Linked DNA regions of Homo sapiens: all the other regions are linked to region 1. The links are chromatin loops, found by intact Hi-C in ENCODE. Cell type or tissue: heart right ventricle. All regions are shown on one strand.

Evidence for each region. Hi-C counts contacts between places; a loop is a spot of excess contacts. Peaks named below come from ENCODE experiments on the same cell type or tissue, not always from the same donor. Only the 100,000 strongest peaks of a DNase experiment are listed, where the experiment ranks them.
Region 2: it touches region 1 in a loop (5-fold over the local background); 6 of 110 quality-filtered maps call a loop at or near these places.
Region 3: a loop joins it to region 1, with 3.0 times the contacts of the local background. A loop is called at or near these places in 68 of 110 quality-filtered maps.

What each region holds. Positions count from the first base shown.
Region 1 is chr9:15,209,162-15,214,161 of GRCh38, forward strand. TTC39B (tetratricopeptide repeat domain 39B) reads right to left here. Exons shown (of 20, transcript NM_152574.3): 4 at 4,978-5,000; 5 at 2,105-2,236; 6 at 927-1,003. Among named protein-coding and RNA genes, the nearest start is that of TTC39B, 96 kb to the right of the region's middle. In heart right ventricle, a CTCF peak has its summit at 2,491 (motif pointing right); a DNase peak (open chromatin) is centred at 2,500; H3K27ac peaks cover 308 bases.
Region 2 is chr9:15,530,862-15,535,861 of GRCh38, forward strand. No RefSeq gene overlaps it. Among named protein-coding and RNA genes, the nearest start is that of CCDC171, 20 kb to the right of the region's middle. RefSeq lists enhancers at 1,717-2,257, 2,258-2,797. In heart right ventricle, a CTCF peak has its summit at 2,571 (motif pointing left); no DNase peak of the experiment used is centred here.
Region 3 is chr9:15,415,029-15,420,028 of GRCh38, forward strand. No RefSeq gene overlaps it. Among named protein-coding and RNA genes, the nearest start is that of SNAPC3, 5.3 kb to the right of the region's middle. RefSeq lists an enhancer at 3,894-4,394. In heart right ventricle, a CTCF peak has its summit at 2,079 (motif pointing left); a DNase peak (open chromatin) is centred at 2,028.

The sequences.
Region 1 (5,000 bases):
CTTTTTTTTTTCCTTCTACAGGAATATTTAGATGCTCCTTTCTTGTAAACTATTGTGGACTAGAGTGTAACACTGAAAAGACAGAACTGATCATGAACCTTCTGCCCTAGTCCCAGGGGGCACGTCAAGCAATTGACAGCAACAGGGGTCATTTCCTCCCATCTATCTGATCAGGGTGCCGCAGCCAGCCATTCCTGGATTCTTGAATATTCCTAAATGTCCACAAACCAAGCATCTTCCATACTGTGAAACATTATCATTTTTAAAAGATATCAAAATTACTTTCACTTTGAAAAAAATGTTTAATAGCTTGTGGAAAACTGAAACTCTCAAAGATGAATGCTAAGAATATAAACTGACCTATATGTAGAAAAAAACTGGGAATACCTATAAATATTGTAAGTTTTCAAACTGTCAGTCCTGGTTCTTCCACTTTTAGGAATCTATCTTATGAAATAACTTTTTAAAATGCATGAATCCATATGTATAAGGATTCTAGGACACCATTATTCATATCAGTGAAAAAATAAAAACCATAGAGAAAAGCCAAGTAAAGTACAGTATATCAATCCTATGGAATACCACACAGCTGTTAAACACTCACATGTAACGATCTGGGGAAGTGTCAATGTCAAATTCACATTGTAGGACAACACCTATTATGTGATTCTATGCTTGCAAAAAAAAAATGAACAATCCATGAGCAACAACAAAAACCTTATGTGTACCTTATTTATGTATTTGAGTATGTACACAGAAAAGGCTTCAAAATGAACTATTAACAATGATTTCTTCCAGAGGGTGAGTATGATAGGGAAGAGAAAAAGACATTCCATTTACTTTATATACTTCAGGATGGAATTTTATGAGATGATCATTTAACTATTAAAATCAAGGAAAAAAGTGATCTTTTAAATGACTTTTACCTTCACTCAGTTGCTCCAGGGATCCTCTAGAAAGAAGACTTGAGAAAGATTCTACAACTGTGTATTTTTTCCTGTATCTACATTGAATAAATAAAAAGGGAGATAGAAAATAGAAAAAAAAAATCAGGCTGAGCTCATTTTCATTTGACGTTCATTTCAGTCACTATCACACCAAAGAGTCAAAAAGCTGAAACTCTAAACCCTGAAGTCTATAGGACACAGATCATCCTTTTCCAACACTCTACATGCAGCACTGGCTAGCCATTTGTGGGAACTCAGTCTGTGCTACTGAACACCACGTGGGGAAACCCACACACACCAATGAAAACTAACCTCCAAAGTACCTTCCCTTATCCCTATAACTAAAATCAGTATTTGTGGTAAAATTCTCCACAGGTTAAAAATGAAGTTAAAGTGCAATATTTGGAAGCTCTCTTCATTTGAGGAGCTTACAACACAATTACATCAGGATGTAATTTCACCCATGTTAACCTTCTGATCATGAACCTTCTGCCCTAGTCCTATGGGGGGCACATCAAGCAATTGACAGCAACAGGGGTCATTTCCTCCCATCCATCTGATCAGGGTGCTGCAGCCAGCCATTCCTGGATTCTTGAATATTCCTAAATGTCCACAAACCAAGCATCTTCCATACTGTGAAACACCTATCATTTTTTAAAAGATATCAAAATAACTTACCCCTTGAAAAAAATTTTGATAGGGTCTTCCTATACACACAAAGTAAAGCTTAAAATAAAACTAAAAATCTATCTCATTTTCACCAAACAAAAGTGTTCAAAAACAGGTCCTTCTTAAACAAATAAAACATTCCCTCATGAATTTGCATCTCCCACTTAAAACAAGAATGTTCCTTGTGTGGCTTGGTTTGGCATGCAGTACCTAATGTCATCTACATTGAGAGATGCTTGCTGCTAATCCCACTGAAATCCCCCCGAAATCCCCCCCAGATCTCTGTAGCTCAGACCCCAGGCTATCAAAAAGAAAAGTGGAATATGTAGATGCCAAATGGGAATCCTTCAGCTTCGAGGCTGAATTTCTTTTCTGTAACTGTGGCCAATTTCAAACACAGAGCTTTTGGTCAGGCAAATGACATTATTTTTGTCACACAGGCATAAAAGTTTGCAGTCACATCTTAAGTATTTAATGACTCGTCATACTTTTGGCAGGTTTGTAAAGCGTCCTTCATGGCAGAAATGCCGTTCTGGATGTCCTGTTGCTCGAAGGTCAGGACAGCCTGCAACACCACAATGGTACTGTAGCCCAAGGCATGGTACATACTCTCCTTAGCCCTGGGAAGAACACAGGGAATTCAGACATTTTAATTCAATGGAAATACTGATCATAAGAAATCCTAGTAAATGCATGTCCTGACTTGCACAGTAACCTTTATTCCTTCACCATAATCACTGAAATTATATGGGTGGTGAAAAGTAACCTCTTAAAAACTCAAGTACCAAGGACTTTCCAATGTAAACCCACACAGGCAGAACAAAATGTTCCAGGTTGAAGGGGACAATATGCATTTCCCTATTTCAACACAAGAGGGCAGCCTGCAGGCAGATTGCAAGCAAACTGTTTTCTGTTGAAAAAGGGGCAGCACACGGCCTTTGGCTCTGAAATAAGTGCTAAAATAAAGGCCGCTGGAAATGTATTTTTTGACAGAGAGATTCTGATATATTTTTTCAAAAATAAAGGCTTATATAAAATAATCCCTCTCCTCGCCAGCCAAAGGCCAAGAGCAAACAAGATTTTGGAATAAGTTAGGCTGGTCACAAGAGCCATGACCAAAGTAGTTGTCAGACCTTGTATCTAGTCTAATCCCATTATCTGAAGTTCCTGATTAAAGTTCTTGATATTTCAAATCATCAAGTTACAGTGAGAACTGCTTCAGGATTCTTAAGGATGTTAACTAGAACTAGTCCTAATAGATGGCAGACATCCAGATTCTCGGGCTATGAGAACATCATTTATTTTCTCAAAACTTCTTAAGCTGTATTAATTATTTATAAGGTTTAAAATGGTAATGCATGGTTTTGTTTTTAATTTAAATATTAATGCATAACAGCCTGCTGCCATGCAAAACAAATGCAAGCCACATTATTCTTTGCCTCCATGGAAATAGTCTAAACATCCTTTGGTAATTTGCAGCTTGTCCTGAACATTGAGGGCACTATCTGTTCAAAAGAACCACAAGGAATCAGAGCAGCCCAAAGTTAATCATTAATTGTGGTTTCAAACCTCACATTTTTAACTGAAAGCTCTTTCAAGAAGCAAAAAAAAAAAAAAAAATGATTCAAGTGAGGGAAAAGTATTTTTATTTATTTAATTTTTTTTGAGACAGAGCTTCGCTCTTGTTGCCCAGGCTGAAGTACAATGGCACAATCTCGGCTCACCACAACCTCCGCCTCCCGGGTTCAAGTGATTCTCCTGCCTCGGCTTCCCGAGTAGCTGGGATTACAGGCATGCACCACCATGCCTGGCTAATTTTTTGTATTTTTAGTAGAGACAGGGTTTCTCCCTGTTGGTCAGGCTGGTCTCGAACTCCCGACCTCAGGTGATCCATCTGCCTCGGCCTCCCAAAGTGCTGGGATTACAGGCGTGAGCCATTTAAACACTGAAACATGTACAAAAATCGGAGACTAACCTGACTGAACACAACACTAAATCACCTATTTTCATTCCATGTTATGACCAGCTGTGTGTCAGTGGCAGAGAAAGACTCGTTTGAATAAAAATCAAAGGAGATAATGGATACAAAAATACAGTTAAATGGAAGCAATAACTTCTAGTATTTAATAATAGAGAAATTATAATTAACAATAATTTATCATTATTTCAAAATAGCTAGAAGAGAATAATTATAAATGTTCCTGACACTAAGAACAGATAAATGTTTGAGGTGATGGATAACCCAGTTAACCTGATCGATCACTGAACACTGTATACAGGTAAGGAATTATCACATGTACTCCAAAAATAGGTACAACTATGGCTCATCAATAAAAGCATTTAAAAACCCAAAGAAGACAGGCAAGTAGGCTGAGAAAAGAGAAGGAGAGACTGAGAGAGGGAAAGACAAGCAGACAAAAGGAGGTAGAGACAGGAGACAAAGAAGTCTGAGGGACAGAGGAGGACAGAAGGAAAAAAGCAGAGGACAGGCAAGGTGGAGATTGTGAGGCAAATATTGAAGACAACACTGGAAAATTTCCTTAGACTACAGGGCTTCATTATCGATTTCATCATTTGTTCTTAACCTGTGAAACAATAGCTGACCCATCTTGATTACAGCTATTCTAAATCTTAACACAATTACCATAGCAGCTCCTCAGCAGGTCAATCAATCTCTAAGATTCACATGACCAGAGTCCAGTCACCCTGGTAACCACTCAAAGTAAGGAACGAGATTGCCGACTTTTATGCCCAAGTAATCTTGGAAATTATCATATGAGGTCTAAGCTTCATCTAAGCAAGTGTTTGAGGGCACAATGTACGATTATTCTTGTCAAGACAAAGGCCGAGTAAACAGGCAAGCACAGGTTTTATTGCCACATCTGAAAACTTAACAGGTACTATTAATTGAAATTAAATTGCTTGTTTTTCGAACAAATAGAGAACCCCAATAATAGTCTTCTTATCTTAAATTTCTTAATAGCATTGAGATCAGCATATTCTGGTTTTTCCCCTCCCCATTTCAAAGGAAAATTTTCTCAATAATATTTAAAAGGAACAAACATAAAAACATTTCACTGAAGAAAGCAAAATTGAAGCCTTATAAAACTACTTATAAGATGACAATATCTGAACAAGAGAGATTAAAATATGCAAAACAATCAGAAATTTTCTATTAATTATATTTGAAAACTCAGATTTCTAAATTGAATTTTAAAAGTGACCAAAGTAAAGAGGTCTGAACTAAATTAGCTTATCAATATTCAGATGGGAACAGCTAAATTAATTTACAAGCATGACATCAAAGAATCATCAGAAACATCTGAAAGATATTTTATCTAAAAGAGACAAAGTAAATTACCAGGGGCGAAGCAATTCTAAGGC
Region 2 (5,000 bases), 320 kb after region 1:
CTCAGGAGGCTGAGGCAGGAGAATCACTTGAACCCAGGAGGTGAAGGCTGCCATGAGCCGAGATCATGCCACTGCACTCCAGCCTGGGCGACAGAGTGAGACTCTGTCTCAAAAAAAAAAAAAAAAAAAGGAAATTATTTCCCAGGAGCTGGGGACAAAGACCTGCCAAATTGCCAAATTTTTTATTACATAGTCCCTGAATATTGTTTCCATAGAGGGGAACATGATGGGGGATTTTGTATTTCTGGATGTCTGACCTGTTGTGTTACTCTAAAAAAAAGTCACTTCGTGGTTGACTCCAATTACCAGGAAAGTATTTATTTATTTTTCTTTCTTTCCTTTTTTTTTTTTGTCAGAGCGGAAGAACTTGACTACTGATTTATTACACAGAACTAACATAAAAGGAAAATGAAGGCACCTACCTGTAAAGAGAATATAAACCCAATAGTTAGTTTGATTTTGTGTTTTAGCCAAATTATGAAAAATTATAGCCAAGCATTAGACTTTTACCAAGGAGTGATTAAGGAGACAAAACACATTATTAAGGATAAGGACCTTATAGGTATCAAAGTTAATAATCCAAAACTTCAAGGAAACTAGAAAGAAAGAAAATAGCTTGAACAATAACAAACAAAAGCCTGCTGATGCAAGCCTGACGATCTGACTCCAGTCATCTAGGTCTTATTTCATGAGTCTCTGATGGAAGCTGTCTACTTCATGCAGTCATCTTGATCTGAAAGTCTTGGGTGGAAACTGTCTCCTCATGATCTTGTGGTTTCTGGCCCATTGGGCTTTCTTGTAACTTAAGGATGAGTAAATTTCTTTACTTGAGAGAAATGGTTGTAAGCATCAACACCCTAGAGTTTTGTTGTAGTGTTAGATGTTTATAGCAACTTATATAGGTTCTTTTCATCAAGGCTCAAGGGCTATTTTTCTCTGAGGTCTCTTCCACAAGATGAAAAATATCAGAACATCATCAAAATAGAAGACAGTTGAATGATTTCTTGAGGGGTAACAGAAAATTAATATATAAGCATATAGTCAATGATGATCCTGGGAATAGGAGCATAAAGAAATTACATTACCATTTCCTGTTATAACCAAGATGAATGGAGGACACATTATAAATATGAAAGGCCATATTTCTTATCATGACCACAGCCATCATTCTTTTAAAATCATATTTATTTGAAAATACACCTGTACAGCTGAATAAGTAAATAATTTAGTTTATTGATTGATATTAGTTCCATAGAGCCAAATGGATTCCCAAACTCCAATGAGGGCTGCTAGGAAGAAAATAACAGAAGCTACAGCATCAACCAACAAATGTCTATTACACATTGTTTGGCTAAATCTCCTTCTCTTTTTTCCATAGCAAGTTTATGACTTTTATTTTTATTATTATTTTTTTTTGAGAGCAACCATAAAAAAAACACATAAAATAAAAAATTCAACAAGCAATTACAAATTCTCTTGAAACAAATAAAAATATAGAAATTCTCAGCAAAGAAATAGTGGGTATTTAGAAAGAACCAAATGGAAATGACAGAAGGAGACTCCAGGGCTTTTTAATTTGTGCCACAAGGTATATTACAGTGGTCCCTGATCGACAAAGACATTGGAACTTAATAACCTGATACAAAATCTTTTTGGAGACAATTATTGTACCAATCTTTGTACATGAAAAAACTATATTTCTAAGATATGTCAATCAGGGACCAGACAGGAAACAGAAACCACATCAGTTTTTTGAACAGGGAAAGTTTAATATAAAGAATTATTAACTAGCAGGAGGTGAGTGAATTCAAAAAGGAGTAAACAAGGACTCTAAAGAATCCAGAAGCAGCAAGTGCGGAAAAACAGCGCATCCCTCTAGGCTGAGGAAGAATGAACGATAAAGAGGAGAAAGGGCTCCTCTCAGCAACCACCACCCCAGGGCTGAGATTCAGACCTCTTCAAAGAAGACATGTTTATTTATTTATTTATTTTTTCAGACTGAGTCTCGCTCTTGTTGCCCAGGCTGGAGGGCGGTGGCGCGATCTCGGCTCACTACCGCCTCCGCCTCCCAGATTCAAGCGATTCTCCTGCCCCAGCCTCCTGAGTAGCTGGGATTGCGCCACCACGCCCGGCTCATTTTTGTATTTTTAGTAGAGACGGGGTTTCACAATGTTGGCTAGGCTTGTCTCGAACTCGTGACCTCAGATGATCCGCCCGCTTCGGCCTCCCAGAGTGCTGGGATTACAGGCGTGAGCCACCGCGCCCCGGCCAGAAAGACGTGTTTACTACAAACACAGCCACACAGCCTGGCAATGGTGAAGATACTTGCTAGAGGGGCCTATAAAAGTGATTCACCACTGCTGGTGGGGATAGGCAGGCTGGGCCAGTCTGCAGGAAGGGTCAGCTGTTGCCAGAGGATATAGGTAGCTGGACCTGGTCTAAGGTCGCCTTAAGAAGAGGGACTATACAGACTGAGGGCACAGCTAGAGCTACTTTGTTAGGCTCGTGTATTGAAGATTATAAGAGGGCTGGAGTCCAACCGAAAAGTGTCTTTCCGTAGCTGTGGCCATGCAGTGTCACTCTAGCGCCCTCTGTCGATGAACCATAACATTTTATCTGTTGGCAAAAAAACGATTGTAGGGTTCAGGACTGATCATGAATCAGGGCAAAATAGTGTAGATTTGCAATGGAGCGATGATATTAAATTGGTAACTAGCACATAAGCATTCACAATCATGAAACAATATTAATAATTTTTTTATTCCAAATTTTATTTTATTCCAAATTTTGTTTCCAAATTGATTCCAATTTTTTTTTTTTTTTTAGACGGACTCTTGCTCTGTCACCCAGGCTGGAGTGCAATGGCGTGATCTCGGCTCACTGCAACCTCCGCCTCCCGAGTTCACGCGATTCTCCTCTGCCTCAGCCTCCTGAGTAGCTGGGACTACAGGCTCGCCCCACCATGCCCAACTAATTTTTGTATTTTTAGTAGAGACAGGGTTTCACCATGTTGGCCAGGTTGGTGTCAAACTCCTGACCATAGGTGATCCTCTCGCCTCAACCTCCCAAAATGTTGGGATTTCAGGCGTGAGCCACCGGGCCTGGCCACACATAATTAAAATTTAGAGAATGTCACACATGCCTAATTATTTCTACTATTTTTCTTTTATAAATTGAGAAACTGACTTTTTGGCCGAACTGGTGGCTATTCCAGTAAATTCAAAGAAAGTTTTGATTTATAAGAGAACTTTACAGGCCAGGCATGGTGGCTAACTACATCTGTAGTCCCAGCACTTTGGGAGGCCGAGGAGGGTGGATCGCTTGAGCTCAGGAGTTCGAAACCAGCCTTGGCAACATAGTGAAACCCCATGTCTCCTAAAAAATACAAAAATTAGCAGACATGGTGGTGCACGCCTGTGGTCCCAGCTACTCGGGAGGCTGAGGCAGGATGATTGCTTGAGCCCAGGAGGCAGAGGTTGCAGTGAGCTGAGATCACACCACTGCACTCCAGCCTGGGTGACAGAGCAAGACCCTGTTTCAAAAGAAAAGAAAACAATAAAATCTTAAATAAAAAAAAAAGAAAAGAAAATTTTACAGTCTGATTATTCTGAATTAGAGAACTGAATTTGGAACACACATAATCAAGAAGAGTTGTCAGGGGACATAAGACATACGCATAAGCCATTTTATTCAAAGGCTATACATGGTTGTAACAAATAGGAAACACAACGATAAATAATAGCTATTACTAGTAATTTTTATTTTTATTTTATTTTATTTTTTTTTTTTTTGAGACAGAGTCTCACTCTGTCACCCAGGCTGGAGTGCAGTGGCATGATCTCGGCTCACTGAAACCTCCACCAACTGGGTTCAAGTGATTCTCCTGCCTCAGCCTCCTGAATAGCTGGGATTACAGGCGCATGGCACCATGCCCAGCTAATTTTTGTATTTTTTTAGTAGAGACGGGGTTTCACCACGTTGGTCAGGCTAGTCTCGAACCCCTGACTTCGTGATCTGCCCACCTCGGCCTCCCAAAGTGCTGGGGTTACAGGCATAAGCCACCGCTCCCGGCCCTTGATTACTAGTAATTTAACTTTAAAAAATTTCTTGCCAAAATGATTCCATCATATGTAAGAAGTCTAGAGAGTTAACAGAATATTTTGGGAATAAAAAAGAATTTCTGTTTATCTGAGCATGAATAACTAGGATGTTACGGGAAGAAAATGCAGATCTTAATTTTACTTTTTGTTTTCAATCCATATTAAAATTTACAGTAAAAGATATGTAAGCCTTCAAATTTGTCTTTTGTCTTTTAAATTTTTATTTATTTTATTTATTTATTTATTTATTTATTATGTTTTTATTTTTTTGAGACGGAGTCTCGCTCTGTCGCCCAGGCTGGAGTGCAGTGATGCAATCTCGGCTCACTGCAAGCTCCGCCTCCCAGGTTCACACCATTCTCCTGCCTCAGCCTCCCGAGTAGCTGGGACTACAGGCGCCTGCCACCATGCCTGGCTAATTTTTTGTATTTTTAGTAGAGACGGGGTTTCACCGTGTTAGCCAGGATGGTCTCGATCTCCTGACCTGGTGATCCGCCTGCTTTGGCCTCCCAAAGTGCTGGGATTACAGGCGTGAGCCACCGTGCCCAGCTAAAATTTTAAATAATTCTTTTGAATTTATTTTTATATAACTCTATAGATATGCATTGAGACGTACACAAATATGTAAATATGCCAGCAAGTGATTAAACTAAGGCTTTAAATTGTAGCTTTAAAACATATTTAACTTACAAAAAAATTTAACTTAAAAAAATTTAACTTTATCAGCATATTAAATAAAACAAAGTATATATTATGTTATTAAATAAACATCTTTATACACTGCAAAGATACCCTTAAAAAACAGTTAGGCATACCTTATTTATTGTTTTGAATGCATACTCCTATTTCTGTTTAACGGTTCTCATTATTACAAACTGCAACCAAAGTAATCTATTTTGG
Region 3 (5,000 bases), 210 kb after region 1:
TTTGCGACCAGCCTGACCAACATGGAGAAACCCCATCTCTACTAAAAATACAAAAATTAGCCAGGCATGGTGGCACATGTCTGTAATCCCAGCTACTCGGGGGGCCGAGGCAGGAGAATCGCTTGAACCCGGGAGGCAGAGGTTGTAATGAGCCAAGATCGTGCCATTGCACTCCAGCCTGGGCAACAGGAGTGAGACTCCATCTCAAAAAAAAAAAAAAAAAACAAAAAAAAACTAGACCAATTCTACACTCAGAGAAAAAGAAACTGAAGCCAGAGAATAATAAAATAAATGATGTATCTATAAGAAAGATTTAGACAGTAGGGGAAACTAGCTGGAAATACAACTTGGATAGCCAACATTGAAATGGTGGGATACACACATGACCTCAATCCCGGTGAGGCTCCCAGGTACCTATAGCCTTATTACAAGAAGGAAGGCCCTAGGGCAGTGGCAGAATTACTTTGGAAAACAAACTGAAATAATTTTACATGTAGAATTGCATAAATTGGGAGCTGGATGGATTTTAGAGATATAATAGTTCAGAAATCACAGTACGGATCAGCGATCACAAACACCAGATGCCTGTGAGTTGTGTTTGGCTTGAATACTGCATAACGTTGTTTTTTTTAATTAATTAATTTATTAATTTATTTATTTTGAGATGCAGTCTCGCTCTGTCACCCAGGCTGGGGTGCATTGGCATGATCTCGGCTCACCGCAAACTCTACCTCCCAGGTTCAAGTGATTCTCTTGCCTCAGCCTTCCGAGTAGCTGAGATTACAGGTATGCACCACCACACCTGGTTAATTTTTGTATTTTTAGTAGAGACGGGGTTTTGCCATTTTGGCCAGGCTTGTCTCGAACTCCTGACCTCAGGTGATCCACCCACCTTTGCCTGCCCAAGGTGCTGGGATTACAGGTGTGAGCCACTGTGCCTGGCCTATTGTTTTAATTTTTTTTTTTTTTTTTTTAGAGACACAGCTTCACTATGTTGCTCAGACTAGCCTGGAAGGAAATACTGTGTTTAAATTTTTTATTAATTAATTGCCAACATTTTAAGATCAAGAGATTTCACACTTCAACAAATTGGCTATCTGGCTTCTTTTGAAATTCTTTTTTTTTCAGACCTCTATGGTTTAACTCGGGGATCTTTTGAAATTCTGAAAACTCTGGTAGGCGAGGCCCGCATTCTCACGTGGCACCATCACAGCTGCCCCCGTTAGACAGAGGATAGAGTACTCCCCAGTTTCCCACAGTCCCCACCAGCCAGTGTTTCTCATTTTCATCACCTGTGGAGCCCATATAAGTATCTCAGGTGAGGAAGCTGGTTCAGAGGCCAACTGTAAGAGTTCGTGGCCCCTTTTCCTACTCCCCAGTTTTTAATATTTTCTTCAATAAGCAGAGTTGGGAAATCAAGAGCCAGATAACACTCCATAATCATCTTGGTTTGAGCCACTACTCAGTATTCCTGATTCTAAATTCTACACCACTACCCCAACCTAGTGGTTGGGTCCAATAACCATAATCAGAAAAAAATAGGGGTTTTTCCCCCAAGAATTATAGAAAGCTCATCCAGAATTTTAGGGACTATACTTATCCCAGGACCTTGGAATCTTTCCACTTCTTTGCTGCTATTACTAGTGCCAGGCCTACAACACCCCCATCTTTTGCCAAATTTGCCACTGAGCTAGAAGTTGCCTTTGCCATGACTTTATCCCAACGAGGGCAGCTGCTAATATGATTATGGTTGCTTCCAGGAAGGGGCGTTACATGGAGGCTAAGACCCAAATGACTGCCATGTTGTTGTGACTGCTGCTGATGCTCACCATGAATTCTTCTTTCCCCACTGATCCCTGCAATTCCCACCTCTGAAGCTGCTGCTCCCAAGTGCTACTCCTCAGGGTGACAATGAACCACCTCCCTTGGTTACAGCCATTCTGATCCTGCCCTTACCCACTGCTGCCCAGGAACCTATGTGGTCACCACTCCTGAAGCGAATGCTACTAAATCGCCAGATAATATGTTAGACCAGTTCTACCTGAAAGATGACCTCATTCTCTGGAGTGAGGGTGCCCCCTGTTGAGGAATTTGGGTCAAGTATTTCAGGACCCAAGATTTTAGGTTGCAAGAGAATCCAACTCAAACTATCTTAAGATTTAAAAAATAAATAAAAAGTTACTAATGAAGGAGTTAAGAATATGCCACCCCAAAGTAGTGGCATACTATTTTCAGTTAAAGGCACTTGTGTGGTAGGAGTTATTATTTTTTACAATTTATTATTATTATTATTTTGAGACAGAATCTCGCTCTGTCGCCCAGGCTGGAGTGCAGTGGCGCGATCTCGGCTCACTGCAACCTCGACCTCCCGGGTTCAAGCAATTCTCCTGCCTCAGCCTCCTGAGTAGCTGGGATTACAGGCGCCTGCCACCAGGCCCAGCTAATTTTTGTATTTTTAGTAGAGACGTGGTTTCACCGTGTTGGTCAGGCTGGTCTCGAACCACTGACCTCATGATCCACCCGCCTCAGCCTCCCAAAGTGCTGGGATTACAGGCGTGAGCCACTGCGCCTGGCCGAGAGTTATTAAGAAATTACTGTAGGCAGATAGAGAGGAAAAGGGGCCCTTGGGGAGTTTTGGTTTTTAAAGCATCTCCGGAAAAATTTCTTGTAAAGCCCCGGCTCTTAGAGCCAGGCCGGCAACCTTTGATATGCAAATGCAGGGCATTAGAAACTGGGTCCACCCAACATGGTGATTCCTGCGGCCTTCTTGCCCTTGCCCCACATGTTCCTGGCAACATGGCTGCCCCACATATCTCCACATGTGTAGAACATTCAGAGTGCCCTGCATTTGCATCTTAAAAGGCTAGGATGAGAGGGCCAGCTTTTTCTGAGGGCTACGTGAATGACATGCCTGGTCAAACCAATCCCCTGAGCCCTATGCAAATCAGATATTGCCTTCTCCAGCCTCTGCATATATACCTGGCTGGTATCCGTGGCAGGTGGGGACCTCCTCTTTTGGCTTTGGAGCCCCCCTCCCCCTGTCTCTACTGGGGACCTTCTTCCTTCTGTCTCCTCCCTTCCTTGCCTATTAAACTCTCCGCTCCTTAAAACCACTCCATGTGTGTCCATGTTGCCGGCACGAGGACCAAGAACCCTCGTGTTCCTCCACTCATCTGAGCCGTATCACTTGGGAAACAGCAGGTGCAAGGAGTTCACTCTGACTTTTCTTCTGTTTCTTAAAAGCAGGAGATGAAATTCCCATGTGAAAGGTGTCCTCCCTATACCCAGAAGGAAAACATCATTCTTATCATCAAGGACAGGAAGTTGAGGCTAAGGGAAATCTGTACAAACCAACCTTGTTAAACTAACTCTTAGCTTTCTAGTCACTTCTCCACTCAATTAACTACCCTATCCTTGTATGCTTTGCCTTGTCACATTTTCATAATTCACTAACTCTTTATCCAATTCAGTTTATAAGTGTTCAATTGTAACTGTTTCTTTGGGTCTTCATTTCCTTATGAAGGATCCTATGCCACATAACACTTGTATGAAATTAATTTGCATGTTTTTCTCCTGTTGCTCCATCTTATGTCAATTTAATTCTCAGGCCCAGCTGAAAAATCCTAAGAGAGTAGAGGTAAAATTTTGCCTCCTTTACATAATGGCAAATACAGGAGAGCAGATGGCCTCAGCCCCAGTAGCTCCAAGTCACTTGACTTCTATCTTCTCCATTTTCTGCCTTTGCTTGTTCAAACTCTTGCCTCTGTTCCTTCTAACTCTTCCACTGGCAGGAACGGTCTGTGTCTAGGACACATTATTAGGTCCTTAGAATGGATAAAGGGCTTCTTGGTTTATAGATAAAACCCCACAGGAGGATTCCGATTGGCTCTATTTGAGACACTTGATCATCCTTGGACCAACCACTGTGGCCAGATTGGGAATGGTTCTATGACTGGCAGCCCCAGGAGGATCAAAAGTAGTAGGGAAGGTCAGCTCTAATAAACAATACTAGGCTGACAAAAACGATAGATATTTCCTACAACAATGTACTGATAAAAACCAGGGCTCCAGCTGGGCATGGTGGCTCATACCTGTAATCCCAGCACTTTGGGAGGCCAAGGCAGGAGGATAACTTGAGCCCAGGAGTTCAAGACCAGCCTGGGCAACATGGTGAAACCTCTTCTCTAAAAAAATAAAAAAATTAACTGGATGTGATGACAGCGTACCTGTAGTCCCAGCTACTCAGGAGATTAAGATGGGAGGATCACCTGAGCCTGGGAGGTCTACGCTGTGTCACACGCGTCAGTGTGAAGAGACTACCAAACAGGCTTTGTGTGAGCAATAAAGCTGGGTGCAGGCGGGCTGAGTCTGAAAAGAGAGTCAGCAAAGGGTATGGAATTATCATTAGTTTTTTCTTTTTTTTTTTTTTGAGACGGAGTCTCACTTTGTCGCCCAGGCTACAGTGCAATGGCGCAATCTCAGCTCACTGCAACCTCTGCCTCCCAGGTTCAAGCGATTCTCCTGCCTCAGCCTCCCAAGTAGCTGGAACTACAGGCACCTGCCACCACGCCCAGCTAATTTTTGTATTTTTAGTAGAGAAGGGGTTTCACCATATTGGCCAGGCTGGTCTCGAACTCCTGATCTTGTGATCCTCCTGCCTCGGCCTCCCAAAGTGCTGGGATTATAGGCGTGAGCCACGGCACCCAGCCTATCATTAGTTCTTATACGTTTGGGATAAGCGGTGGAGTTAGGAGCAATTTTTTTGTGGGCAGGGGGTGGATCTCACAACGTACATTCTCAAGGGCAGGGAGAATATTACAAAGTACGTTATCGCAAGGGCGGGGAGGGTGTATTGTCATACGGTCAATTGATCAGTTAGGGTGGGGCAGGAACAGATCACAATGGTGGAATGTCATCTTTTGTGGTTCTTCAGTTGCTTCAGGCCATCTAGATGTATATGTGCAGGTCACAGGGGATATAATGGCTAAGCTTGGGCTCAG